Linked DNA regions of Homo sapiens: region 2 is linked to region 1. Evidence: read pairs that join two places in POLR2A ChIA-PET (ENCODE). Cell type or tissue: GM12878. All regions are shown on one strand. Each heading gives the region's core, and the rest is flanking DNA. Links, peaks and the distances in the headings are about the cores only.

Region 1 (2,912 bases), core at 100-2,599:
TTAATCTCATTTTAGATGCTGTAGTACCTCTTGAATTTTGTACCGCACAGATGTATTACCTACTCAAAAATAATTCCATTTTATTCCTTTTTTAAGTCTATAAGATTCAAAATCAGGCAAACCTAAACCAAAACTAAATTTTTTTTTTTTTTTTGAGACAGGGTCTTGCTCTGTCACCCAGGCTCTGGTGTGCAGTGGTGTGATCACAGCTCACTGTAGCCTCCACCTCCCGCGCTCAGGCAATGCTCCCACCTCAGACTCCCGAGTAGCTGGGACTTGTAGGCATGCAAGACCAGGCCCAGCTAATTTTGGTACTTTTTGTAGGGACTCTGTTTTGCCATGTTACTCAGGCTGTTCTCAAACTCCTGAGCTCAAGTGATCCACCCCTCAGCCTCCCAAAGTGGGGGATTACAGGCTAAATATTCTTTAGATATAGATACATAAGTCACAAAACAGGAATAAAAGCAAGGAATGATTAACACAAAATGCTGCAAAAGACCATTCAGGAAAGGAATGTGAACAGAGATACTAGTGACTTTCTGTTTCTTAATCCACCTGCTGGGCATCTAAGACTGTTCCTTAAAGTATAGTTAAATATTTTTCAGATTCTATTGTATTTATGAGATATTCCACAATTTTTTCTTTTTCTTTTTTTTCTTTTTTTTTTTGAGACGGAGTCTCGCTCTGTCGCCCAGGCTGGAGTGCAGTGGCATGATCTCGGGTCACTGCAACCTCTGCCTCCCTGGTTCAAGCGATTCTCCTGCCTCAGCCTCCTGAGTAGCTGGGACTACAGGCAAATGCCGCCACACCCAGCTAATTTTTGTATTTTTTGTAGAGACGGGGTTTTGCCATGTTGGCCAGGCTGGTCTCGAACTTCTGAGCTCAGGTGATCTGCCCGCCTCAGCCTCCCAAAGTGCTGGGATTACAGGCCTGAGGCACTGCGCCCAGCCTTATTTTCTTGTATTATTGTATCACAGAAATATACACACCAGCCAGGTGCTGTGGCTCATGCCTGTAATCCCACCACTTTGGAAGGCCAAGGTGGGCAGATCATTTGAGGTAAGGAGTTGGAGACCAGCCTGGTCAACATGATGAGACCCTGTCTCTACTAAAAATACAAAAATTAGCCAGGCATGGCGACACGCGCCTGTAATCCCACCTACTCAGGAGGCTGAGGCAGGAAAATTGCTTAAACCCGGGAGGCAGAGATTGCAGTGAGCCAAAATCATGCCACTGCACTCCAGCATGGGTGACTAAGCAAGTCTCCATCTCAAAAAAAAAAAAGAAAGAAAGAAAGAAATATACACACCATCTCTCATCTTGCCTTTCACTGACTATAATCTTGGACCCCTTTCCACGTGCTATCTGTAGAACTGCCATTCTAAAGTATTATTTAGGCTGGGCGCGGTGGCTCACGCCTGTAATCCCAACACTGGGAGGCTGAGGCAGGCGGATCACCTGAGGTCAAGAGTTGGAGACCAGCCTGGCCAACATGGTGAAACCCCGTCTCTACTAAAAATACCAAAAATTTGTTGGGCGTGGCGGCATGTGCCTGTAATCCCAGCTACTCGGGAGGTTAAGACAGGAGAATCGCTGGAACCCGGGAGTCAGAGGTTGCAGTGATCCGAGATCGCACCATTGCACCCCAGGGGCCTAGACAACAAGAGCGAAACTTCGTCTCAAAAAAAAAAAAAAAGAAAAGAAAAAGAAAAAAAGTATTATTTAAGTGTTACATAAATCTGAGTGTTGTGATAGAAAATTCGATTGGTTTTAAAAAGTCACAGAGTAAAGTGTATATTATGACCCATTTATGTCAAAACAAGCTATTTATAGTAATATTTGTATATATATATGTGTGCCCCCCCACCAAAAAAAAAAAAAGATAAGAAAGGCTTGGAGACTGGGCACGGTGGCTCACTCCTGTAATCCTAGCACTTTGGGAGGCTGAGGCAGATGGATCACCTGAGGTCAGGAGTTCGAGACCAGTCTGGCCAACATGGCGAAACCCTGTCTCTACTAAAGATACAAAAATTAGCTGGGCGTGGTGGCGCTCGCCTGTAATCCCAGCTACTTGAGAGGCTGAGGAAGGAGAATCGCTTGAACCTGGGAGGTAGAAGTTGCAATGAGCCGAGATCATGCCACTGCACTTCAGCCTGCCCAACGGGAGCAAGACTCCATCTCAAAAAAAAAAAAAAGAAAGGCTTGGAATTGCGCGGCAAACCACTACCTTTGATTCCCTCACAGGAGGGGAGAAAATTTTAACGGGGTTATATTTATATATTATTTGCGTCTTTAACAACAATTTTGACCTTTTACATTTGTCAAATATTTCAAACATAATGAAAGTTATAAAATAAATAAAGAGGGCCTAGTGCAGTGGCTCACGCGTATAATCCTAACATTTTGGGAGGCTCAGGCAGGCAGATCACCTGAGGTCAGGGGTTCGAGACCAGCCTGGGCACCATGGCAAAGCCCCGTCTCTACTAAAAATACACAAATTGGCCAGGTGTGGTTACATCTGTAATCTCAGCTACTCAGGAGGCTGAGGCAGGAGAATCGCTTGACTCAGGAGGCAGAGGTTGCAGTGACCCGAGATGGTGCCACTGCACTTCAGCCTGGGCAACAGAGTGAGACTCCCTCTCAAAAAAAATTAATAAAATAAATAAAGACTCGTGTATCCAGCATCCAGTGTTGGCAAATGTTAGAGATTTGCCATATTTGTATGAGTTTTGCAATTTAAAACAAATATTCTTTTTTTTTTTTTTTTTATGACGGAGACTCACTGTCGCCCAGGTTGGACTACAGTGACATGATCCCGGCTCACTGCAACCTCCACCTCCCGGGTTCAAGCGATTCTCTTGCCTCAGCCTCCTCCTGCCTCAGCCTCCGGAGTAGCTGGGATTACAGGCGTG
Region 2 (2,912 bases), core at 153-2,652, 50 kb after region 1:
CAAGACCAGCCTGAGCAACAAGGTGAAACCCCGTCTCTACTAAAAATACAAAAGTTAGCTGGGCATAGTGGCGGGCGCCTGTAATCCCAGCTACTCAGGAGGCTGAGGCAGGAGAATCGCTTGAACCCGGGAGGGGGAGGTTGCAGTGAGCCAAATTGTGCCAGCGCACTCCAGCCTGGGTGACAGAGTGAGACTCCATCTCAAAAAACAAAAAGTAGCTGGGGCTACAGTCATGCCCACTATATCCAGCTAATTTTTTTTTCTTTGTGTGTGTGTGTGTGTCTGTGTGTGTGTGTGAGATAGGGTCTCACTTTGTTGCCCAGGCTGGGGTGCAGTAGCGCAATCACGGCTCATTGTAGCCTCAACCTCCTGGGCTCAAGGGATTCTCTCACCTCAGCCTTCTGAGTAGCTAGGACTACAGGTATACTCACTACACCCAGCTAATTTTTTGATTTTGTAGAGATGAGGTCTCACTGTGTTGCCCAGGGAGATCTCGAATTCCTGGACTCAAGTGATCCTCCTACATCAGCTCCCTAAATTGCTGGATTACAGGTGTGTGCCTGCTTTATGTGTTTTTCTTTCTTTCTTTCTTTCTTTTTTTTTTTTTTTTTTTTTTTAGACAGAGTTTCGCTCTTGTTGCCCTGGCTGGAGTGCAATGGCGCGATCTTGGTTCACTGCAACCTCCACCTCCTGGGTTCAAGCGATTCTCCTGCCTCAGCCTCCTGAGCAGCTGGGACTATAGGCACGCATTACCACGCCCAGCTAATTTTTGTATTTTTAGTAGAGACGGGGTTTCACCATATTGGCCAGGCTGGTCTCGAGCTCTTGACCTCGTGATCCACCCACCTCGGCCTCCCAAAGTGCTGGGATTGCATACGTGAGCCACCGCGCCCGGCCCTGTGTTTTTCTTTTTAACCAAGATTTATTGAGCTGCTGTAGCTGGCCCTATGCTAAACATCTACATATGAAAACTACATTTAATCTCAGCCACCATGTGAGGGAGGTGCTCCTTTGCCCCCTTCATACCCGGGCTGTGGAGCCAAGTGGACTTGGTTTTGAATCCAGCAGCAGAGTAACCCTTTGGACAGCTGACATCACCTTTCTGAGCCTCAGTTTCCTCGTTTGTAAAAGAAGAATAATGGTATTAGTAACTCGTGGGATTCTCTTTTTTTTTTTTTTTTTTGAGACAGACCATGCTCTGTCACCAAGACTGGAGTGTAGTGGCACTATCTTGGCTCACTGCAACCTCTGCCTCCCGGGTTCAAGCGATTCTCCTGCCTCAGCCTCCCAATTAGCTGGGATTACAGGTGCCCACCACCACACCCCAGCTAATTTTTTTTTTTTTTTTGAGATGGAGTCTCACTCTGTTGCCCACACCGGAGTATAGTGGCATGATTTCGGTTCACTGCAACCTCCATGTCCAGGTTCAAGCGATTCTCATGGCTCAGCCTCCCAATTTTCTGGGATTACAGGTGTGTGCCACCACACTCAGCTAATTTTTTTGTATTTTAAGTAGAGGCAGGGTGTCACCATGTTGGCCCGGCTGATCTTGAACTCCTAACCTCAAGTTATCTGCCTGCTTCGGCCTCCCAAAGTGCTGGGATTACAGGCATGAGCCACCACACCTGGCCCACCCCTGACTAATTTTTGTATTTTTAGTAGAGACAGGGTTTCACCATGTTGGCCAGGCTGGTCTTGAACTCCTGGCCTCAAGTGATCCACCCTCCTCAGCTTCCCAGTGTGCTGGGATTACAGGCATGAGCCACTGCCCCTGTCAGCCTCTATTTTATAGGTGTGGAAGCTGTGGCACAGAGAGGTTGAGATCCTTATCCAAGGTCAACAGCTTTGTAAGTGGAGGAGCCAGTTTGCAGCCAGCTGTGTGGTTTGTTCTGTGGTCCTGACTGCATAGAGGGGGAGAGACACTACCTCGGGGGTGGCTGGGGCACAGGCGAGGCACCAAGTAGGGAGCAGAATGGGACTGCAGACCTGTATACAGGCCCCCCATACACACCCCAGCGGCCAGCTCAGGGCCTGAGCCACCTAAAGGCTCCAGACGTTTCCAGTGAGTGGATCAGTAGCAGTGGACCTGGGGCAGCTCAGCAACAGCCGCTGCTGCTTGTCCTGTCTTGGGTTTCAGGTTCCGGGGTGGCAGGCCAGAGCAGGAAGAGGAAGTGCTGGGGGTGGGGAGGTGGCAGGAGACACTGGCTGCTGGAGGGGGCTCCCCTCTTCCAGGTGTGGGCAGGCCTGGGGGCAGAGACAAGGGAGCTGCAGGATGTGGCCCTCCATCTGCCGTGCCCTGGTGACCTACCCCACGTCTTGTGTCCAGCACCCACATGTGCTGAGATACCCTCACCCGCATGGACTCAGAATTCTCAGGGCTGGCTTTCGGCCACCAAAGATCTTAAACACGGTAGAAATCCTGATGGCATTGCCCCAAATTTATATGAGCTTGAAATGTTTTGTAAACGCCTGGACTGAGAAGTACATACTGCCATCCACTGTGGGCATTCTTAGACAAAAGCCTGTGAATCCTGTTGAAATTGTCAGAAAAGTCCTGTGAATAAATGATACTTGGCTGTTTTAAGGAGAGTGTCCACCATCTTCAGATTCTCAGAGATGTCCGACCCCAAGTCAGATCCAGATTGTGACCTTCATCTCGCTGCAGCCCCTTTTTTTATGGGTGTTGAGGAGGGTCTTGGCCAAGGTTACCGGTAAACAGGCAGTTAAGGAGCTGGAACATGGGTTTGCCAGTTTGGCCTGGCGTTCTTTATGCCTGAGTGTGCCCCTCTGGAGGATGTTGTAAAGAGACTGTGGGGTGGGGATGAGGTTCCTAAACTGAGTAATAATGAAGCTCACTTTTATTGAGGGTTTGTTGTGTGCCGGACACTACCTGTTTTACATGGATTGACTCT

What was found. Peaks named below come from ENCODE experiments on the same cell type or tissue, not always from the same donor. Only the 100,000 strongest peaks of a DNase experiment are listed, where the experiment ranks them.
Region 2: POLR2A ChIA-PET joins it to region 1 with 10 read pairs; 31 of 35 experiments call an interaction of 5 or more read pairs at or near these places.

What each region holds. Positions count from the first base shown.
Region 1 is chr12:121,585,885-121,588,796 of GRCh38, forward strand. All of the region lies in intron 1 of KDM2B-DT (KDM2B divergent transcript), which reads left to right. Among named protein-coding and RNA genes, the nearest start is that of KDM2B, 6.3 kb to the left of the region's middle. In GM12878, for the core only: no CTCF peak of the experiment used is centred there; no DNase peak of the experiment used is centred there.
Region 2 is chr12:121,635,522-121,638,433 of GRCh38, forward strand. It overlaps the pseudogene ORAI1. Among named protein-coding and RNA genes, the nearest start is that of MORN3, 33 kb to the right of the region's middle. RefSeq lists enhancers at 2,182-2,251, 2,312-2,401. In GM12878, for the core only: no CTCF peak of the experiment used is centred there; no DNase peak of the experiment used is centred there; H3K4me3 peaks cover 529 bases; H3K27ac peaks cover 1,288 bases.